2 separate regions of the Homo sapiens genome follow, and region 1 is linked to region 2. Evidence: read pairs that join two places in POLR2A ChIA-PET (ENCODE). Cell type or tissue: K562. All regions are shown on one strand. Each heading gives the region's core, and the rest is flanking DNA. Links, peaks and the distances in the headings are about the cores only.

Evidence for each region. Peaks named below come from ENCODE experiments on the same cell type or tissue, not always from the same donor. Only the 100,000 strongest peaks of a DNase experiment are listed, where the experiment ranks them.
Region 1: POLR2A ChIA-PET joins it to region 2 with 5 read pairs; 3 of 35 experiments call an interaction of 5 or more read pairs at or near these places.

The regions. Positions count from the first base shown.
Region 1 is chr6:4,823,001-4,834,937 of GRCh38, forward strand. The region is part of intron 1 of CDYL (chromodomain Y like); the gene reads left to right. Among named protein-coding and RNA genes, the nearest start is that of CDYL, 53 kb to the left of the region's middle. In K562, for the core only: no CTCF peak of the experiment used is centred there; no DNase peak of the experiment used is centred there.
Region 2 is chr6:4,905,408-4,917,344 of GRCh38, forward strand. The region is part of intron 2 of CDYL (chromodomain Y like); the gene reads left to right. LOC105374897 (a long non-coding RNA gene) reads left to right here. Exons shown (of 2, transcript XR_926412.3): 1 at 1-1,217; 2 at 3,296-11,937. Among named protein-coding and RNA genes, the nearest start is that of LYRM4-AS1, 92 kb to the right of the region's middle. RefSeq lists an enhancer at 1,273-1,332 and a silencer at 1,703-1,752. In K562, for the core only: CTCF peaks have their summits at 4,195 and 7,304 (motif pointing left); a DNase peak (open chromatin) is centred at 5,904.

The DNA.
Region 1 (11,937 bases), core at 1,194-9,193, 82 kb before region 2:
GACATGGCTGTGCATTGTCGTAAGAAGTCGACACCACCTATCTCTATAGAAAGCAGAGGGGAAAAGTGCAGGATTCAGCAGCTTTTCTTAACAAATTGTAACATTTTGAGTTGGCTTCCATATATAAACAAGGAGTAGATAAGTTTATTTTAGCATTTTAGCAAAAACACTTAGTAATTTAGTATATTTCCGTGACATTTACCTTTAAGACTCTTTTTAATTACCTAATTGATCTTATCCATGATGGGTTCAACACAAAGAACAAATATTCAGAGAACAGTCCCAATTCCATTTCCAAATTATGTATACTTAAACATAACATACCTACTAAAATATTGCTGGCTTCTAGGGGTGACTTTTGGTCTGTCACTGGTAAGAGTGCATGGATACACATGGAAAGTCAGTGTTCAGAAATCTTGATTGGCATTCATGCATGCCTTCCATACTATCTGTAGTCCTTTTCTCTTGTAATAAAATACATGTAACCTAACATTTGCCATTATAACAATTTTAAGTATATAATTCCCTGACGTTAATCACAATGTTGTATTTGTATCTCCAAAACTTTTAAATTCCCCCAAACAGAAACTTTGTAACCGTAAAATGTATGTAACCTAACATTTGCCATTATAACCATTTTAAGTATACAATTCCATGATGTTAATCCAATGTTGTATTTGTATCTCCAAAACTTTTAAATTCCCCCAAACAGAAACTTTGTAACCGGTAAAATATACGTAACCTAACATTTGCCATTATAACAATTTGAAATGTACAATTCCATGATATTAATCACAATGTTATATTTGTATTTGTATTTTATTTGTCTCTCCAAAACTCTTTAATTTCCCCAAACAGAAACTCTGTAACCATTATGTAAAAACTCCCCATTCGCTTCCCCCAGTCCCTGGAAATCTCTATTCTACTTTCTGCCTCAGTGAATTTGCCTATTCTAGATATTTGATATAAGGGAGATCTTGTAGTATTTGTCCTTTTGTGTCTGGCTTCCTTCACTTAGCATAATGTTTTCAAGGTTCATCCGTGTTCCAGCATGTATCAGCACTTTATTCCTGTTTATGACTGAATAATACTCTTACATAGATACACCACATTTTATGTATCCATTCATCTTAGTGGACATATGCGTTGTTTCCATATTTTGGCTACTGTGAATGCTACCATGTACCTTGATAATTCCAGTATATAATTGAGTCCCTGTTTTCAGGTATTTGGTATATATGTCTAGGAGTGGGTCCTGTGGGTTGCATGGTGGATCATTGTTGGGTCATATGGTAATTCGATGTTTAACTTTTTGAGGAGCTGTCAAACTATTTTACACAATGACCACACCATTTTACATTTCCACTAGCAGCGCTCGGCTCGGCAGCACTTATTTTCCATTTTTAAAATTATAGTCATCCTCATAGATTTAAAGTAGTATTTCATTGTGATTTTGATTTGCATTTTCCTAATGAGTACGATGAGCATCACTTGATATGCTTATTAGCTATTTGTATGTCTTCTTTGGAGAAATGTCTAGTCCTTTGCCCATTTTTCATTGGGTTATTTGTCATTGTTGTTGAGTTTTGTTGAGTTCTTTATATATTCTGGTTATTAAGCCCTTACCTTACCAGATATGATTTGCAAATATTTTTATGTTGGCTTTTCACTTGCTTGATAATGTCCTTTGAAACACACAAGTTTTTAATTGGTTAAAGTTCAGTTTACCTATTTTTTTTTCTTTTGCTGTTCATCCTTTGGGTGACATATCCAACTGTTTCTTTTTCAAGATTGTTTTGACTTTCTGGGACCTTTTGCAAGTCCATATGAATTTGAGTACAAGCTTTTCCGTTTCTGCAAAAAAGGCTGTTGGATTTTTTTTTTCTTTGAAACAGAGTCTCACTCTGTTGCCCAGGCTGGAGTGTGGTGGCATGATCTCGGCTCACTGCAACCTCCATCTCCTGAGTTCAAGCAATTTTTGTGCCTCAGCCTCCTGAGTAGCTGAGATTACAGGTGCCCACCACCAAGCCCAGCTAATTTTTGTATTTTTAGTAGAGACAGGGTTTTACCATGTTGGTCAGGCTGTTCTCGAACTCCTGACCTCAGGTGATCCGCCAGCCTCGGCCTCCCAAAGTGCTGGGATTTCAGGCATGAATCACCGTGCCCCACTAGCTGTTGGAATTTTGATAGGCCTTGCATGAACCTATCACTTTTGGTTAGCATGCATTGCTAGTATATAGAAACACTCTGATTTTTGTGTGTTATCCTGCAACTTTGCTGAATTTATTAGCTTTAGTAGCATTCCTGTGGATTTTTCAGGATTTTCTATATATAGGATCGTGTCCTATATATAGAATTGTGAATGAGTAGTGATAGTTTTACTTCTTTTCAATTTGGATGCCGTTTGTTTTTTGTCTAATTACTCTGGCTATAACTTCCAGTTATACACTTCACAATTGAGTGTATTAGCTGTGAGTTTTTCATAAATGTCCTTATCATGTTGAGGAAGTTCTCTTCTATTCCCAGTGTGTTGAATGTTTTAATCATGAGTTAGATTTTATCAGTGCCTTTTCTGCATTGATTGAGGTGATCCTGTGGTTTTCCTTTCTTTGATTTTTCTAATGCAATATATTACATTGATTGATTTTCTCATATTAAACCACCCTTGTATTCCTGGGATAAATCCCATTTGGTTATAATCCTTTTAGATGTTAGATTTGGTTTGCTCGAACAGCCAATCCTCATTATTCATGGATTCCATATTTGCCTATTTGCTAAAATTTATTTGTAACCCAAAAATTAATAATGCAGTGGTTTCATGGTCATTTATACATACACCTAGAATGGCAAAAAAAAAAAAAAAAAAGAGAGTCACCTGACACACATCTTCCTAGCTGAGACTGCCCATAACAACACACTGCCTTGTTTCAGCTGTGAGACCACCAGCGGGTGGAAGTGATGGGGGTAATGCAGTGTAGTACCAAAACCTTTGGCCTCAGAGCCACTTGAAGTGGTTTAAATCTCAACTCTGGCACCTGTTAGTGGGACGGTCTCAGGCAAGTCACTTAACATTTTTGAGTTTCATTTTCTCCATTCTGTAAAATAGAATCGACTAGGATCAGTTGTTTGTAGGATTATAATCTATGTGAGATATGTGTGTGCATATTTACCTTATGAGCAGGTGGTTTAGTATCCATTGATTCAATGGTCCTCACCTTTATTTCTAATTTTAGTTATTTGTGTCTTTTCTTTTTTTCTCTGTCCAGCTAATGGTTTCTCAATTTTTATTGAGTTCTTCAAATAACCAACTCTTAATTTCATTGATTTTTCTTTTCTTCTATTCTCTATGTATCTTACCCGTAATCTTTATTATTTTCATCCTTCTGGTACCTTCGGGTTTACTTTGCTCTTCTTTTTCTAGCTCCTTAAGGTGTAAAGTTAGGCTGCTGACATGAGATCTTTTTTTCTTTTTTAATGTAACCTTTACATCTATAAACTTTCCTCTGACCACTGCCTTCACTACATTGCATACTTTTTCTGTGTTGTGATTTTGTTTTCATGCATCCCTAAGTGTCTTCTACTTTCCCTTGTGATTTCTTTTTTGACCCATGGTTGTTGAAGGAGGGTGTTGTTTTAATTTCCACATATTTGTGGATTTTCCCATTTTTCTTTTGGTGTTAATTTCTAGCTTCATTCCACAAGATAACTTTGTAAGATTTCAATTTCTTAAAATGTGAGACTTGTTATGAGGTCTGACATTTGGTCTGTTCTGGAAAATGATTCATATGCACTTAAGAAGGTATATTCTGCTGTTTGGTGAAGTGTTAGGTCTAGTTGGTTTATAGTGTTGTGCAAGTCCTGTTTTGATCTTCTAGATAATCTGTCCTGTACTGAAAATGTAGTGTATTGAATTCTCCAACTGTTATTGTAAAGCTATCTTTTTCCCTTCAGCTTTGTCAATATTTGCTTCATGTATTTTGGAGCACTGTTGTTTGGTGCTTACATGTTTATAATTGTTATATTTTCTTGTTGAACTGGCCTTTATGTCACCATCTTTTGTGTCTTGTTACAGTTTTTGACTTAAAGTCTGTTTTGTCTGATATTAGTGTAGCCACCTCCAGCTTTCTCTTGCTTACTATTTACATTTAATATATTTTTTACTACTTTCCCTTTCAACCTTTTTGTTTTTGAATCTTGAGTTTCCTGTAGATAACATATAGTTATATAATGTTTTTATATCCATTCTGCCAGTCTCTGCCTTCTGTCAGAAAAGTTTAATTTACATTTCAAGTTACTACTGACAAGCACTTCTTCCATGTTGCTATTTGTTTTCTGCCTTATACTTTTGTTCCTCATTGCCTTAATTACTACCATTTGTGATTAGTTGATCTTTTTTCTTTTTAATAATGGATTGTTTGGATTCCCTTCTCATTTCCTTTTGAATATATAGCTTTTAGATATTTTCTTTGTGGTTATCATGGGAATTATATGTAATATCCACAATTGATGTTGTTGTTTAAGTCAATATCAGCTTCAATAGCATACAAATGTCTGTCTATACAGCTCCATCTGCTCCCTTTATGTTCTTACAAAGTACATATTTTATGCATTGTGTGCTCAATAACATGGATTGATAATTATTTTTCATGCATTTGTCCTTTTTTTTCTTTTTTGAGACAGAGCCTCACTCTGTCACCCAGGCTGGAGCGCAGTGGCATGATCTCGGCTCACTGAAACCTCTGTTTCCCAGGGTCAAGTGATCTCCTGCCTCAGCCTCCCGAGTAGCTGGGATTACAGGCATGTGCCACCACGCCTAGCTAATTTTTGGATTTTAAGTAGAGACGGGGTTTCACCATGTTGACTAGGCTGGTCTCAAACTCCTGACCTTAAGTGATCCGCCCACCTCGTCCTCCCAAAGTGTTGGAATTACAGGCGGGAGCCATCGCACCCAGCCTGTGTATTTCTCTTAAGTCATGTGTGAAAGAAAAAGTACATTCAAAATTCCTAAATACAGTACTACTGGCTTTTATATTTGCTCATGTATTTACCATTACCAGAGAGCTTTATTTCTTTTTCAGCTTTGAGTTACTGTTTAGCATGCTTTCACTTGAAGCATTTCTTTCAGGGAAAGTCTAGTGGTGATGAACTTCCTCAGCTTTTATTTATCTGGGAATGTCTTACTTTCCCCCTCAGTTTCAACGTTAGTTTGCTGGATATAGGACTTTTAACAGGTTTTTTTTTTAACTTTCAGCTTTTTTTTTTTTTTTTTTTTTAAGAGATTGGGTCTTGCTCTGTTGCCCAGGCTGGAGTGCGGTGGCATGATCATAGCTCACTGTAAGCCTCAAACTCCTGGGCTCAAGTGATCTCCTGCCTCAGCCTCCCAAGTAGCTGGGACTCCAGGTGCACACCACCATGCCTGGCTTCAGCATTTTAAATATGTTGTTCCATTGATTTCTACCTTCCATGATTTCTGTTGAGAAATCAGCTATTAATCTTATTAAGGATACCTTGTGCTTGTCAAGTCACCTCCTGCTGCTTTTAGGATTTTCTTTTTGTCTTTTGCTTCCAATAGTTTGATTATGATGTGTCTCAGTGTGGATCTTTTTGAGCTTATTCGGCTTGGAATTGATTGGCTTTGGATAAGTAAATCATGTCTTTCTTCAGATTTAGGAAGCTTTGTCCATTATTTATTTAGATAATCACTTTGTCCCTTTCTTTTCTCCCAAGTCTTCCATAATTTATTTGTTGGTATGCATGATGGTGTCCTGCTAGCCTACTAGGCTCTGTTCATTTTTTCTTTATTTTCTTTACTTTCTACTTTTCAGATTCAGTAATTTTAATTGTGCTATCTTCAAGTTCGTTGATTAATTTTTTTCTGTTAAAAACTTTCTGAGCCTCTCTAGTGAATTTTTTATTTCAATTATGTACGTTTCAGCTCCAGAATGTTTGCTTGGTTCCTTTATAAAATGTGTTTCTTTATTTTGTTTATAAATTGTTCTGATTTCCTTCAGTTCTTCATATCTTTCTTTTGCTTTTTGAGCTTATTTAAGACAGTCTGCCTGGGTTTCCTTCTGGCTGGTTTCTGTCAATTATTTTATTATTTTGAATGAATTGTACTTCCCTATTTCTTTATATGCTTTGTGGGGTTTTTGTTGTTGTTACTGTTGAAAACTGCACATTTGACATTATAATGTAATTCTGGAAATCAGATTTTCTTCCTTGTTTTGCTGGGATTTTTTTGTTGTTGTTGTTGAAGGCTAGAATTGGCTGTTTAGTGACATTTCCACACTATTCTGTAGAGACTGTATTCCTTATTGTTTGTGGTCACTGAAGCCTCTGTTCCTCAGATTGTGTTCCACTGTGTTTTGGCAGAGATTTCTTTGGAAGCCTGGAGCTAAGCAAACAAAACAAAACAAAACAGAGCACTTCTCCTAGTTTTTGCATTTAACTCTGTGACTCCAGGTTTGCATTGAGCCAGGTGATCAGTCTGAGGTGAAAGCCGAGAAACTTCTCAGGTCTTTCTGAGCGTGCATCTTGCCCTGGGCTTGTGCATGGCTGTCTTTCCCCTTACACCCACATGCTTTAGAATGTCCTGATCTTCCAAAGAAACTCTCCTGCAGCTTTTCTGGGGGTGCCTGTGGACTTGTTTGTATATCTCAACTTGATCATTTAGCCTAGGTGTTTGTGGGTGTTAGTTTGTGAACAATCTCCCCCATTTTTCTGGCTTAAGGGCCCAAGTTCAGATGTCGTGCCGTGGTCTTCTAGATAGCCTTCAGTCAGGTTAGAACATACCTACACAATTATTTGTGAATAAGGTTGGCTGTGCTCCCTCTAGAACCAGGAACCAGGGACTTTCCCACTGGGAATGCAGGCTGTCAGGCCAGGGAGGCACAGCAAGTACAAGTAAAAATACCACAAACCTTTCCTGTAATTTTGAAGTTGCTAGCTTCTTGATTCAATGTTCACTTGTCTGCTGCCAATCTTTGACTTATTTCCAGAGTCCTGATAATGTTGGTTGTAAGAATAATTGCTGTTTTTTGGAAATGTTTCTGTATGAGAAGTCAGAGCTTCCTACTCTACCAAGTCTGCCCCTGTCTGTACATCTGAATGGTTGTGGTGGAAAGTCACTGACAATTTTCAATATTCAAGGTGTGCGTAAGCACCATCCCTGCAACTGTGAGTCTGTGTAAAAGGGCTTATCACCGCACTACCCATTTAAACAATTGGCGCTGGCTTATGATTCTTCTAATTATATAATAAACAGTGTTAATAAATCTAAATATTCATCCTTATGCCATCTAGAAGTCATCTGGTGGACCACTAGGAGGATGTACATCATGCTTTGGGAAACTCTCTTCTGCCATAAGTACAGATCTTGGCTGGCATTGATAGTTTTCCTTCCCCAGCCCCCTGCTATATTCTAGATCAGGCTACCCCATTGTGTCTGTGGTCACAGCCACATTTACTGGCAGGCACTCCACAACTCAGGAATAGTTTGTGTTCTGAAGCTTTTTGTTATTTTTAAATTGGTGCTTGATCTGGAAACTTTGAAATATGTTATTCATAAGGCTTAGGTTTCTTTTATTTATTTATTTTAATTTTTTATTTTTTCATTATTATACTTTAAGTTTTAGGGTACATGTGCACAATGTGCAGGTTAGTGACATATGTATACATGTGACATGCTGGTGCACTGCACCCACTAACTCGTCATCTAGCATTAGGTATATCTCCCAATGCTATCCCTCCCCCCTCCCCCCACCCCACAACAGGCCCCAGAGTGTGATGTTCCCCTTCCTGTGTCCATGTGTTTTCATTGTTCAATTCCCACCTATGAGTGAGAATATGCGGTGTTTGGTTTTTTGTTCTTGCGATAGTTTACTGAGAATGATGATTTGCAGTTTCATCCATGTCCCTACAAAGGACCTGAGCTCATCATTTTTTATGGCTGCATAGTATTCCATGGTGTATATGTGCCACATTTTCTTAATCCAGTCTATCATTGTTGGACATTAGGGTTGGTTCCAAGTCTTTGCTATTGTGAATAGTGCCGCAATAAACATACTTGTGCATGTGTCTTTATAGCAGCATGATTTATAGTCCTTTGGGTATATCCCCAGTAATGGGATGGCTGGGTCAAATGGTATTTCTAGTTCTAGATCCCTGAGGAATTAATGCCTAGGTTTTCTTCTAGGGTTTTTATGGTTTTAGGTCTAACATTTAAGTCTTTAATCCATCTTGAATTGATTTTTGTATAAGGTGTAAGGAAGGGATCCAGTTTCAGCTTTCTACATATGGCTAGCCAGTTTTCCCTGCACCATTTATTAAATAGGGAATCCTTTCCCCATTGCTTGTTTTTCTCAGGTTTGTCAAAGATCAGATAGTTGTAGATATGCGGCATTATTTCTGAGAGCTCTGTTCTGTTCCATTGATCTATATCTCTGTTTTGGTACCAGTACCATGCTGTTTTGGTTACTGTAGCCTTGTAGTATAGTTTGACGTCAGGTGGCGTGATGCCTCCAGCTTTGTTCTTTTGGCTTAGGAATGACTTGGCGATGCGGGCTCTTTTTTGGTTCCATATGAACTTTAAAGTAGTTTTTTCCAATTCTGTGAAGAAAGTCATTGGTAGCTTGATGGGGATGGCATTGAATCTATAAATTACCTTGGGCAGTGTGGCCATTTTCACGATATTGATTCTTCCTACCCATGAGCATGGAATGTTCTTCCATTTGTATCCTCTTTAATTTCATTGAGCAGTGGTTTGTAGTTCTCCTTGAAGAGACCCTTCACGTCCGTTGTAAGGTGGATTCCTAAGTGTTTTATTCTCTTTGTAGCAATTGTGAATGGGAGTTCACTCATGATTTGGCTCTCTGTTTGTCTGTTATTGGTGTATAAGAATGCTTGTGATTTTTGTACATTGATTTTGTATCCTGAGACTTTGCTGAAGTTGCTTATCAGCTTAAGGAGATTTTGGGCTGAGATGATGGGGTTTTCTAGATATACAATCATGTCATCTGCAAACAGGGACAATTTGACTTCCTCTTTTCCTAATTGAATACCCTTTATTTCCTTCTCCTGCCTAATTGCCCTGGCCAGAACTTCCAACACTATGTTGAATAGGAGTGGTGAGAGAGGGCATCCCTGTCTTGTGCCAGTTTTCAAAGGGAATGCTTCCAGTTTTTGTCCATTCAGTATGTTATTGGCTGTGGGTTTGTCATAGATAGCTCTTATTATTTTGAGATAAGTCCCATCAATACCTAATTTATTGAGAGTTTTTAGCATGAAGCATTGTTGAGTTTTGTCAAAGGCCTTTTCTGCATCTATTGAGATAATCATGTGGTTTTTGTCTTTGGCTCTGTTTATATGCTGGATTACATTTATTGATTTGCGTATATTGAACCAGTCTTGCATCCCAGGGATGAAGCCCACTTGATCATGGTGAATAAGCTTTTTGATGTGCTGCTGGATTCGTTTTGCCAGTATTTTATTGAGGATTTTTGCATCAATGTTCATCAAGGATATTGGTCTAAAATTCTCTTTTTTGGTTGTGTCTCTGCCTGGCTTTGGTATCAGAATGATGCTGGCCTCATAAAATGAGTTAGGGAGGATTCCCTCTTTTTCTACTGATTGGAATAGTTTCAGAAGGAATGGTACCAGTTCCTCCTTGTACCTCTGGTAGAATTCGGCTGTGAATCCATCTGGTCCTGGACTCTTTTTGGTTGGTAAGCTATTGATTATTGCCACAATTTCAGATCCTGTTATTGGTCTATTCAGAGATTCAACTTCTTCCTGGTTTAGTCTTGGGAGAGTGTATGTGTTGAGGAATTTATCCATTTCTTCTAGATTTTCTAGTTTATTTGCGTAGAGGTGTTTGTAGTATTCTCTGATGGTAGTTTGTATTTCTGTGGGATCAGTGGTGATATCCCCTTTATCATTTTTTATTGCGTCTATTTGATTCTTCTTTTTTTCTTTATTAGTCTTGCTAGCAGTCTATCAATTTTGTTGATCCTTTCAAAAAACCAGCTCCTGGATTCATTAATTTTTTGAAGGGTTTTTTGTGTCTCTATTTCCTTCAGTTCTGCTCTGATTTTAGTTATTTCTTGCCTTCTGCTAGCTTTTGAATGTGTTTGCTCTTGCTTTTCTAGTTCTTTTAATTGTGATGTTAGAGTGTCAATTTTGGATCTTTCCTGCTTTCTCTTGTGGGCATTTAGTGCTATAAATTTCCCTCTACACACTGCTTTGAATGCGTCCCAGAGATTCTGGTATGTTGTGTCTTTGTTCTCGTTGGTTTCAAAGAACATCTTTATTTCTGCCTTCATTTCGTTATGTCCCCAGTAGTCATTCAGGAGCAGGTTGTTCAGTTTCCATGTAGTTGAGTGGTTTTGAGTGAGTTTCTTAATCCTGAGTTCTAGTTTGATTGCACTGTGGTCTGAGAGATAGTTTGTTACAATTTCTGTTCTTTTACATTTGCTGAGGAGAGCTTTACTTCCAAGTATGTGGTCAATTTTGGAATAGGTGTGGTGTGGTGCTGAAAAAAATGTATATTCTGTTGATTTGGGGTGGAGAGTTCTGTAGATGTCTATTAGGTCTGCTTGGTGCAGAGCTGAGTTCAATTCCTGGGTATCCTTGTTGACTTTCTGTCTTGTTGATCTGTCTAATGTTGACAGTGGGGTATTAAAGTCTCCCATTATTATTGTGTGGGAGTCTAAGTCTCTTTTTAGATCACTCAGGACTTGCTTTATGAATCTGGGTGCTCCTGTATTGGGTGCATATATATTTAGGATAGTTAGCTCTTCTTGTTGAATTGATCCCTTTACCATTATGTAATGGCCTTCTTTGTCTCCTTTGATCTTTGTTGGTTTAAAGTCTGTTTTATCCGAGACTAGGATTGCAACCCCTGCCTTTTTTTGTTTTCCATTTGCTTGGTAGATCTTCCTCCATCCTTTTATTTTGAGCCTATGTGTGTCTCTGCATGTGAGATGGGTTTCCTGAATACAACACACTGATGGGTCTTGACTCTTTATCCAATTTGCCAGTCTGTGTCTTTTAATTGGAGCATTTAGTCCATTTACATTTAAAGTTAATATTGTTATGTGTGAATTTGATCCTGTCATTATGATGTTAGCTGGTTATTTTGCTCATTAGTTGATGCAGTTTCTTCCTAGTCTTGATGGTCTTTACATTTTGGCATGATTTTGCAGCGGCTGGTACCAGTTGTTCCTTTCCATGTTTAGTGCTTCTTTCAGGAGCTCTTTTAGGACAGGCCTGGTGGTGACAAAATCTCTCAGCATTTGCTTGTCTGTAAAGTATTTTATTTCTCCTTCACTTATGAAGCTTAGTTTGGCTGGATATGAAATTCTGGGTTGAAAATTCTTTTCTTTAAGAATGTTGAATATTGGCCCCCACTCTCTTCTGGCTTGTAGAGTTTCTGCCGAGAGATCCGCTGTTAGTCTGATGGGCTTCCCTTTGTGGGTAACCCGACCTTTCTCTCTGGCTGCCCTTAACATTTTTTCCTTCATTTCAACTTTGGTGAATCTGACAATTATGTGTCTTGGAGTTGCTCTTCTCGAGGAGTATCTTTGTGGCGTTCTCTGTATTTCCTGAATCTGAATGTTGGCCTGCCTTGCTAGATTGGGGAAGTTCTCCTGGATAATATCCTGCAGAGTGTTTTCCAACTTGATTCCATTCTCCCTGTCACTTTCAGGTACACCAGTCAGACGTAGATTTGGTCTTTTCACATAGTCCCATATTTCTTGGAGGCTTTGTTCATTTCTTTTTATTTTTTTTTCTCTAAACTTCCTTTCTCGCTTCATTTCATTCATTTCATCTTCCATCGCTGATACCCTTTCTTCCAGTTGATCACATCGGCTCCTGAGGCTTCTGTATTCTTCACGTAGTTCTCGAGCCTTGGCTTTCAGCTCCATCAGCCCCTTTAAG
Region 2 (11,937 bases), core at 1,159-9,158:
CCTCAGCTGCTCAGCTGATTGTGAGAAATGTATTCTGTGACAAAGGCAGGCCACATTTCAGCGTCTTTTCTGAAGTGGCATGCTTAATTCCGCAGGGGCAGTGGGGGGATATTTAGAAGCAGTCGGTGGGAGAGGATGAACTGCTGAGTTTGAAGTAGTGAAAGGGGAAATCAGTCATAAAATTCATGTTTGAGAATTACACCAGTGAAGCCGTTGACTGCCTGGGTCAGAGCCGAAGGGCCATGTTTAGTGGCTGGGAGCCACTCGCCCCCAGCACTGGCTTTCTGCATGCTGCACGCCTCTTATGTCAAGTCTTTGCCTCCATTTTTGTAGGACCTCTTCTTTTTCATTTTTTTTAGTTTTATTTGTTCCCCTTTTTATTTTATTTATTTTTCATTTGTTTAAATGTATGGGGTACAAGTGCACATTTGTAACATGCATAGATTGCATAGGGATCAAGTCAGGGCTTTTAGGGGATCCCTCACCCACATAAACATACATTTCACCAATTGAGTAATTTCTTACATAGGACCTTTCTACTGTCAACAGTAATTGTGGGAATTGTTTCTACAGTGATTTAAGCCTTGAAAGAAGTAACTTCCTCCTAGTAAAATTGTAAAATCAAATGGTAAGATGACGTGGTCTCTAAGGAGGAGTGTCTACAGCTTTAATTACTACACTGCTAATGGTGAGAGGGTTGTACATTTTATCTGGTAAGAGAAAGTCTGCCTCTCCCATGGGCGGATGATATGACTTTTATTGAATGGAAAACCGGATGGAGATTATTTTTCATCTTGCTAATGTAGTTTTAAATTATGTATTCCATGTTCACATTGTAATTGTAGCATTTTCTTGCATGACACTTTCAGCAAAGTTTGGTAGCTGTTTCCCATGCTTGGCATTACCTCTAAAGGTGAAGTAACATAAGAATTGTATAGGAATACCATGAGAGCATAACGTGAGCATTATCAGCTAGGTGAGTGCGGAAGATCACACTGTTTAATTGCTGGATTGCCAGCTTCTGACCCTTCTCTGGGAGTGCGGCTGCCTCTGTACCTGCTTCATGACAGTACAAGCGTGAAGGCCACAGGAGAAAAAGAACAGGACCACACAGCCCAGACCAGCCTTGGAAGGCATGACATTGCGTACAGAGTGTATCGGTTGCTTCTGATTTCCGTGATTTGAACCACTCTTTTATTATGGACTTCAAAGGGAAAGTAAGCATAAGTTTAACTTCTGTGCTTTGGTTTTTCAGATAAACCTTATCTGATGGGACAAAAATTCTAAAACTATGGCAGCTATCAAAATTGTCACAGCTTTATAACAGCAAACCAAGAGGAAGAGTGGTGTAAAAATAGACTCAGTCTGAGTTTTGGTTTGGTTTCGTTTTATCTGGGGGAGAAGGAGGTTGCCCTAGTAAAATTTCTACTTGCAAAGTCTTCCACGTGCCATTTTTTCTGTTAATATGTTCTCAGTGAGTGGTCTAAACTAAATGTATTGTGTTCTATTAATCACTGTTTACAGAAATTTGCCATTTAGGAATGTATATTGTGCAGTCTAATGTGTGCATTTCCCAGTTTTCACAAGGGGTTTTCTCATGTGCATGTAATAAGCAGTTCCACACTGGGTTTTCTTGATTATAGAGTCTGTGTAACGCTGTGACAGCCTGGGGTGGCACCTCGCCACAATCTTCAGAGTTGCACATTACTGTGTAACATTAGAAACTGCTGCTACTCTGAGCTCAAGTGAGTCAGGGGTGCACCCCAAGAGCTGGATCACTGTAGGGCCAGTGGGTTACCAGGTTGTCCTCCTACAGAAAGGGGAGATGGGGGGAAAACAGACCACCCTGCTGCAGTTTTAGCCTGCATTTCCATGAGTTATGGAAGGATTGGAAGAAAAGCTGACTGTCAGAGTTTTGCTCTAATACAGCTTTTTTGTGGGTTTTTGTGTGTTTTCTTTTTTTCTGAGACAGGGTCCGGCTCCGTCTCATCCAGGCTGGAGTACAGTGGCTGGTGCCATCTCAGCTCACTGCCGTCTCCCCCTCCCAGGCTCAGGTGATCCACCTCAGCTTTCCAAGTAGCCGGGACTGCAGGCGTGCACCACCACGCCTCACTAATTTTTGTATTTTTTGTAGGGATGGGGTTTCACCATCTCTACAAAAGATGGGGTTTTGCCCAGGCTAGTCTTGAACTCCTGAGCTCAAGCAATCTTCCAGCATCAGCCTCCCAAAGTGCCTGTAATAGGCATGAGCCACCATGTCCAGCCTCTAATACGGTTTTTAAGTATTCTCGGATGCTCAAAACTGATCGCAAAACCGGATTTCAAAATTACTATATAGTTTTTGTTACTGTATTTATAAAACTTAGCACATTGTGGCTTTTAGGTTGCTGTTATGGTGAGGTCAGCTTCCTGTCTTGGATTTTGAGTAGCTTTTGCCCTCCTCTAGAACATGGTGTGTTCAGTTAGATGCTCTCCCTTGATCCTTTGCTCTTCAGCATGTCCTAAACGTCTCTGTTAGACAGAACCATCAGTTCCACAGTTTGGCCCCCCTTGAGCTCCGTGTTCTCTACCACCCCACTTGGTGCCCATAAGGAAAGAGACACATAAAAGCCCCTCCTTGCTGTCAGGGGGCTCATGGGCTGTCATTCCTCAATGTACTTGGTGTGGACCCCTGAAATGCCAAACACATGGAAAATTCTAGCACCCTAGTTAGAGGAACACTGCATGACAAGTTCTTGTTTCTCCTGGCAGCTTTGTAAGTACCCAGGCATTCCCTTGCAGAGATGGGTGTGGTCCCTCAGTGATTGTCCTGGGAGCCATTCAGAACCATAGCTATGGGTGATCCTTGGCAGCACCTGGTTAACCTGATGGGAAAGGGTCCGGAACCGGGCAGGCCATCCAGGCCGTGTAGATGATCAGAGGGTGCGAGCACAGGATTTAGGCATTGGTGTTTCATAGATGGATAGGTGGTATGTCCTTGGGCCCTAGTTTGAGAAACACTGATCTGGGCTGAAGCTGGAGGTTTGTTTTAGAAATTTGCTTAAGGAAGTATCTAATTTCACTGTAGTTTGCTCAGCCTTTAGCTTTGCAGATTAAGCTAGCTACTTATTGAAAATACCTCCTCAGAACCCTCTCCTCCTGCCCCCCACAGGCAACCTATATCCTTGGCTCTCCAAGCTTCCAGGGTCTGTTTTTTAAGCATAAATGCTTCTACTTTTAAATAGTACTTACAAGATCATACGTCACCTCTGAGCTTACGTCTCTCTTTCCCCATTTTCTCCCCTCCATCCTGCAGAAATGGAACTTTAAATTCTGATCCAGGAGAACCAGTAGCCCACAGGCAGTCCTTTGACCTCCTGACCTGCTATGCATCCTCTGCCCTGCAGCTTCTCACATCCCCAGGTGGAAATGCTGTGCCCCTTCATCCATACCGTGGCACTTCCTCACTGGAGGTCACCTCTCCTGTGCATGGTCACATTCTGCCTGTCTGTTGAGAGGCTCCGTTCTTCGCTGCGTTCTGCTTACCTGGTTAAGCCACAAAAGGTTCTATGCTTAGACTAGACGTGGGATTTAAAAGTTTCCATGTTCGTGTACAGGAGTGTACAAAATATGCATGAGCAAGTGGTCACAGTCATAGACACACCGTGCCTTGGGGGGCCCCAGGTCATAAGATGGTGTTCTCTGTATTTCACCTGACGCCTTTGGTTTTGTTGCTCTGTGAGAATGAGGGCAGTCTTTTAAAGGAACTCATCCAGAAAGAAAGGAGAAGCAAGTGTGTTGGAGAGAAGATACATTTATCATGTCATTACTAAGCCCTGTATTAAACTTATTGTAAACACTAGGGTAATTACTGACTCCCTCCATGTGAGGAATCAGGGAAGGGCTGCTGTGTCCAGGCTTTCCGGCGTCCGTAAGTGCTACCTCCAGCTATTCAGTAGCTCCAGCCGAAAGCCATGCCCTCCCCTTTCCTGCATCCTTATTATCAGCTCTGCTGCTCACCATTGCCACCACCTTGTCCAAGCAATTGACATCAGTCTTTATTGCCTTTTTCCAATCCATTTCTCACACACCAGGAGGATTTTTTATAGATGTAAGTCATATATTACTGCCCTGCTTAAGGGTGTGTCTTCGCTTTCTGGTGTACTTGAGATAAAATTCATACTTTTTTTTGTTTGTTTTTGAGACGGAGTCTCCCTCTGTTGCCCAAGCTGGAGTGCAGTAGCACCATCTCAGCTTGCTACAAGCTCCGCCTCCCGTCTTCATGCCATTCTCCTGCCTCAGCCTCCCGATTTAGCTGGGACTACAGGCTCCCACCACCACGCCTGGCTATTTTTTTTTTTTTATTTTTAGTAGAGATGGGGTTTCACCGTGTTAGCCAGGATGATCTCGATCTCCTGATCTTGTGATCTGCCTTCTCGGCCTCCCAAAGTGCTGGGATTACAGGCATGAGCCACCGCACCTGGCCAAATTTCATACTTCTTACTGTGGCCTACAGGACCCTTTGGGGCTGGCCTTTCATTGCTTACTGGGCTTCCAATATGCTAGGCTCCCTCCACTTTCTGGAATTGGCCAATTTCTTTCCTCCTGTTTTGCACATGTATTCATATATATACATATACACACATACCTTTTTTTTTTTTAATCTGGTTGACCTCTTATCCTTCTGGCCTCAGCACAGACGGCACTTCCTGGGAGAAGACTCCCCGATTTTCCCCCTCCATCTAAAACATAGCGCTCAGCCACAGTTCTAGTTGCATGCTTAATGTGTTGGTTTCTTTACCTAAGCTAAGCTGCGGGAAGTTAGGCAGCACATATGTTTATTTACTCAGTCTCACGGCATTAGCACCTGGAACAACACCAGGCAGTGCTCACTTGCTCAGGTTTGTTAAACAGTGACTCTGATTTTTGTGTCTTTGTCTTGTTGCCAGATTAAGTTCTTGTCTGTGGTTTTATGGCCAGAAGAGGCACACATAAATGAATGAGTACTCTGCCTTTAACTCCCTTCATACTTTCTGCTCTTTTCCTTCTGTCCAATTTATTAAGCACACTGCATACTATGTGCCATGTCATGAGGTTCACTGGGTGACCCCCATGGGACCATGTGACTGATTTGTCCTCTGAAAGCCAGTGCTTGCTGGGCTGGGGAGAAGCCAGTTGCACAAAAGGTTATAACATAAGGCAACAGGTAAGTGCTCTCAGCTGAGCAACTTAAGAGACTGTGTTCAAAGGCTCAAGGAGCGAGCATGTCTGGTTGAGGTCTGCAGAAACTATGAAGAGGGAAAAGGTGTCTCCGTGGGCCTGGAAGGATTAGTCGGGTTTTTATAAAGCAGCAGTGTTGGAAGCGATGGTTTGGATAGAAGGCATGAAGTGGGTAGTGGAGTGTTTCTGATGGTTTATACACCTCTAGACCTTACCTGAGAAAGGATTTTTTTTTTTTTTTCCCCAAGACGGAGTCTCTCTCTGTCGCCCAGGCTGGAGTGCAGTGGCACGACCTCGGCTCACTGCAAGCTCCACCTCCCAGGTTCACGCCATTCTCCTGCCTCAGCCTCCCGAGTAGCTGGGACTACAGGCGCCTGCCACCACGCCCGGCTAATCTTTTTTTTGTATTTTTTAGTAGAGACGGGGTTTCACCGTGGTCTCGATCTCTTGACCTCGTGATCCACCCGCCTTGGCCTCCCAAAGTGCTGGGATTACAGGCGTGAGCCACTGCGCCCAGCCGAAAAAGGATTTTTAAGGCAGTTGACAGTTTGGAAATACAGGGATATAGTGTTCTGTTTTTAAATCCAAGCGAAGATGTCATGACAAACTGAAATGAAAACATATTAAAGCCAGGGTTATGGTTAGTCCAGTCCAGGGTATGCATGCCGTGGCATTGGTGACTGCAGGTGGGCTGCAGATTTGGCTTTCAGCTGTCTGGTGGCATGTGATAAGAGTGTGCTGATGAGTCAGATCCACAGTGCTCTCACACATACATGCGCACAGTAGTTGCTCCGTAGAAGTATAACTGTGCACGGTAATGAGACTTGAAAAACAGTTTTGCCCTAGGTCATTAGGAAAGTTTTTCCTGGTTTAGTGAACAAAATGTGTCCGCACCACTTTCTTCACAATTGATACAGTATTCATGGTACTGTTTGCTAAAGGGGGTCCTTGGTTTGTAGCCAGAGGCACAAACCACTTTTGGTATTGGTTCTAGGGATAGCTAAAAGCCTCAGAGTTCATGTCATAGAGCATGGTGTTTCTAACCCCCGCCCCTTAGCTTTAAATAAAATATTAGAAAAGAATCTATAATTTTCAAAATTATTTAACTTTAAATAACTTCCTAGGTTAGTTTTAAACCTTTAGGGGTTACAGGACATCCACTTTCAAATTTCACCTTCCAGTAAGTAAAAACATGACTTACAAATACAGAATCCATTCATGTCAAGTATTCATTTAACTCAGCGAAGGAATCAAAAAGATAGTAAAGTTGAGTCAAAGAAAATGCAGGAGACCATGTGTAGGCACTGAAACAACGCTGGGATAGTTTCAGAGAAAGAGACAAAACCGGTTAACGGCCTGCAGGGCAGCCATACTAACCTTTGCTGTTGTCTTTTCTCCTGAGCAGGTGTCATTTCAATCTCTAAGCAATGCCATTGATTTATATCACTCTCAGTTTTCTAAAATTGACATCCATATGGAGCTGTAAAATACTCTAAACAGCGCTAAACAGTCAAATGAAGGTACATGGCCATAAAGAACGAGATGATCCCTGGTGGGAGTGGCTCCCAGTGCCCCAGCATGATGTTGAAAAGATACGTGGTCCTTTCACCTGTTTCCAAGTTGGGAATTTTTTTTTTTCCTGACCATTAGGAAAAATGTTGACGTTGGTTTTGGTGAATCTGATTTGACCCATTCTTCCTGGGAGTAATAGGATAACACGGCCGCTTCTCATTTGTGTAGACAACCCCAGCTCATCATCATCTGCACGTGGCCTGGAGGGTCACTGTTCCCTGCAGTGGCTCCTTGGGAGAGGAGTAGCACCCTGTTCATCAAAAGCAGGTAGCAAGGCGCACTTACAGTTGCTGACTGGCAGGGGCGGAACGCCGTAGGGCTTTGTAGCCAGGGTAAGAAGTTTGGGTTTTTTTCAGATGGTGAAGGGATTGAAGTGGAAACATGATGTGTGCTGATTGACATTTGACATTTGATTGTCTTCTCAGTCCATTTTCAGATATTTGTGAGAGAATATCTGAAACTACGTAATTTACAAAGAAAAGGAATTTTTCTTTCTTGAAGTGATAGATGCTGAGGAGTCCAGGATCAAGGGGCCCCCTCTGGTGGAGCCTCTTTGCTGGTGAGGACTCTGCTGAGTTCCCAGGCATCACATGGCGAGGGGGCAGAGCCTGCTTATGTGCCAGCTCAGCTCACTCTCCCCCTCTTCTTATGAAGCCACCAGTCGCACTCCCGTGATAACCCATTCATGAGGGCAGAGCCCCCATGACCCAATTGCCTCTTAAAGGCCCCTCGTCTCAATACTGCCACACTGGGGGTTACATTTCAGGATGTGTCTTGGAAGGGATAAATGTTCAAACCATAGCAGCTGCTGACTGCTCTGAGGAGAGTGACTTGCCGGTGAGGTGGACTAGCAGAAGTCATCAGAGCCTTTCTCAGAGTCCAGGCCAGGCTGTTAATGCTGGTGGCTTGCAGATGTAGACCAGCATTACTAAACTCTTAAAAGTTTGTTTCCCTGGGATCAAAGCTAACTTGGCAGAGACCTTATTGTGTCTTCAGAATTTTCTTCCCAGTGCTCGAAATTCGAGCCAAGGAACGAAAATCTCTTGAATGAGGGTAATTTTATTAACACTCTTCCTTATTATTTAATTAAAATTTTTTTATTTCAGGGGTGGTTTTAAGTGCCATCTTTTAAAGCATTACATCGGTAATTTGCTAATCTGAGCTTCTCTCCTCTCCACAGCATGAGGCCCTGATACATTTAGGGCCTCTGTTAAAAAGCAAAAAGTGTGTGGCAGTGGCAATAGAATCACCAAAGCTAAAATCATAGAGAATGGTGGCTCGTAGTGTTTTAAAACTGTTTGAAAAGTGATTATAGGATTGGGGAAAAGTTGATACTTCCATCTTTAAGCAGATAACAGAAAGCCTGGTTGCATGACTGGCAAACAATTTTAGATTTAAAAACAACAGCCCTTGGCTTTAAAATACTTCCACCTTCTTCCGGCCTTCCAGGGAACTCTCTATACTTCCTTACTAGGAGGGTTATACTGGACAAAAGAGGACCGTCTAGTCTAGGGATCAGCACGCTTTTCCTTTAAAGAGCCATTTAGTAGATATTTTACACTTTGAGGCCAGACGGTCTCTACTACTACTTAACTCCACTATTGTAGCCTGAAAGCAGCCAAAGACAACAGGTAAACAAATGAACGTGGCTTACAAAACTTTATTCACAAAAACAGGAAGCAGCCCAGATTTGGCCAGGAGCCCTTGTTGGCGGAGCCCGGGTCTAGCCTGTTGGCCACCCAAGTTCTTACCTGTCTCCTCCTAACCTTCTCACCTTGGGAAACATAATTTATTACCATGTATGCCTGAGTCATAGAGGACTGACTGCTCTCTCTATGGTTTCTCCTCTCCTAGGAGTGGACTATTGTTGATTTTTACTTGGTTCTTGCTAGGCTGGGATAGGGGCTGCAGTGGAGGGTGGGAACAGGGTAATCTTTGGTTGTTCTGGTCTTAGGCCCTGTGTGTCTCACCTGTGGGGGTGAAGTGTTTCATGATTTTTTTCTTCTGCTCAAGGAGTGAAAGAGTTCTTTTTTTTTTTTTTTTCCACACTCTCCTTCCTTTGGCACTAGTAGATCAACAGGGTTTGCTGCCCTTCCCCCAGAGGCCAGAGAGAGGGCAGGGCAGGAGAGTACGGCTCCGTGCTTTTCTCATGGGGGTGGCACGTCCTCTCCTCTGTGCCTGAAAGCCTGCTTCACCTCCACACTTTCTCATTAGCGAACTGCTACGCTGTCGTGCCAGTCCACACGCAGCCTCTTGCAGGTCTTTAGAAGCTCAGCTGAGTTTCTTACTATTATCTGTCTCTTGTGTTCTGCCGCAGTTGAGACAGTCCACATGGCCCCAGCTTTCCTTGCAGCGGCTCATCTTTCCTCAGATTGCAGGCTGTGTGGCTGCCTTGCAACCTCAGCCATCCTGCAAGTTCAAGAACAGTTGTAATTGATAGTTTATCCAGCTGTAACCAGCGTTTTAGCTGTGCACGGGCCTATTCTTCATTCTGAGCTATTAAGCTGGTTTTCATTTGACTTTGGTTTGCATAGAACACAGGGTTTGCAGAATGGGTTTGTGACTGGGGTGGGTTGTGACATGGTTTCTTAGAACGGGGCCCACACATGGCCCACGCATAGAGGTGTTTCAGTACAGCAGTAACAGCCCGGCACGGTACCACAGTGTTCACAGTTGTGGGAACAGGGTGAAGAGTAGACTGTCCTCCAGCTGGGAGAGTAGGCAGGGATGAGTCGGTGCAAGTGGACGAGTCCAGGACAGAGCTGGCTTCTGAGCCTAGGAGGTCGGGCACGTATCCTTGCCTTTATTCACTGTGCCCTGCCTGTGGTTTGCATGTGAGAACACACATCTCTGTCTTGTGTGCTGGGGCTGGCCCAACCTCGTAGATCATGTTTAACTCTGTGTTGTTAGGCATAACCACAGTCTACTTTAATGACAGCAGATGCCCCACTGTTTAGTCACACTGCAAAGAGCATCCTTTCGATCACCTCCCAGTGGAAATCCATGATGATGAATAAATTCCTAGATTCGGATTTGTCAAAGATTTGTTTTGTTTTGTTTAATATTTTTGATACAAGTTGTCAAACCATCTTCCAAAACACATTTTACCACTCTGCTCTCTAGCCAGTGAACACATTTTGCTTGGCCCTGATATTAGGGTTGTTTTGGGTGTTTGATAAACTTATGTGTTTTGACATTAGAATTGTAAACCAAAAATAGCATTCTAAGCCCTGCAGCTTGGAATGTGAACTGCCTCTTGGCCAAGGGGACCCTAAAGAAACCTACATAACTAGTTCAGGCCATAATGTGGGGGATGGGGGCAGACACACCTCATTATACCCTTACCGCTTTGGAGTTTAGACACAACTGACTAGCATTAACATTAAAAGAGAAATCCTAATACTGACAGAACAGACTCTGTAGCAACCAGATACCAACTTCCAACCTGAGTCAGGTAGAGCATCACATGACAGATAATAGGTGCCCTGAAGGAAGCCAAAGTATTTTATCCCAAAATATAACTTGACATATTCTGCAATGCCCCTGTAAAGCTCTCTTGTGGGGGAAATTTTCATTCTGTAGAGAATCTCCTTCCCTTACCAGGTCTTTTCCAGAGAGGCTGACACCTTTTCAGCTCTGATAAGAGACAGTCACCCTATATATGAAGCCTGCTACCTGGAGACTTCGTCTGTACGGCAAGAAGCTTGGCTTCCACACCTCCATATCTAAACTCAAGCATTTCTTTATTCTGGATTCACCTCTTCAGATAGGGCTTACTCTTGCAACCAATTGCCAGTTAGGAAATCTTTGGATCCACCCATGACCTGGAAGCCTCCCCACCCCGCCACCCCATCCTGCCTTCCTAGGCCAAACCAATGTATACCTTACATGTATTGATTTATGTCTTTGCCCATAACTTCTGTATTCCTAAAATGTCTAAAGCCAAACTGTAACCCAGCCACCTTGGCACATGTTCTCAGGATTTCCTGAGGCTATGTCAGGGCCATGATCCTTAACCTCGGTAAAATACACCTCTAAATGGATTGAGACTTGTCTCAGATACTTTCTAGTCTACAGAATGATTAACTTGATTGCTTTAAACCTTCAGGTTTGGAGTGGCCATCTTTTTTACAAACTGCATACCTCTAGCCTTCTCTTAGGAGATGACGCTACATGCCAAATGTTTTAAATTTCAAGGATAGTCTTTATATAAAATCTATGTACTTGTGGATAATTTCCTCAAAGAACTCATGAGATGAGAAACTCTCGACTGAAGAGAACTAAAAATAAAGACTGAGTGAATGTCACAACCACTGAGAACAGGTTTTGAAAAGTTCACTGTGAGGTAAATGAAGACCCTGTTCTCATGGTCTGAAAATTAATTGAAAGGCCAACAGAATGACGCCTGGAAGGGTGACCAGATGTATCGGGGGGGGGCGGGCAGTTTCTGTCCCCTGGCCTGCCTCCCCCTCTTTCAGTGATGCTGACCATTCACCTTTATCTGAGTGGTTCATTCCAGCCAAGCAGCTGAGCCTGTGAGGACAGAGGCATCTCTCCATTCTCTCAACAGCCTGTTTCTCTCTAAAATAAAATCACATATTTCCATTTTCTTATGATGCTTCCTAATTCCAAGGAGGTGTAGTGTGTAGTGATCCCCTCATGCTGGGCAGGTACCCCGGATGGAGGCCTGGCCACGTGCACGGCCCACTGCCACACCTCCACCTCTGACAGGTGGGCCCTGAGGCTGATGGGGAGTCCAGAGCACCCTGCCCACCAGAGAACTTCAGCTTTGATCCGTTTTGTTTTTGAGGTTCCAAGTAAGATTTTTCTTTAGGAAGGAAAAAATAGCTCTGTATACAGGGGCAATGCTAGGAAAACTGTTGCTTTTCTGTACTTTGTGGATTCTACTGAGTTTGTAACCTGCCCTGTCTTATCAAATCGTTTGCTTTCATGGTTATTCCTTCCTTATGGTTTTGGGGTGGTTGAGTGTCTATGTGTGTGTTGGCTTGTTTTCTTTTAAAGAACCTCATGGAGAAATTTATCTTAGATCTTAGAAGTACCAGATTGTCTTTTGAAGTCATAGGTTTGTTTTTGTCTTAGAATCTTCGTTTTAATGGCGTTTCCATCCTTGCTTTGGCCTCTAGAAACACCAGAACTGAGTATGTG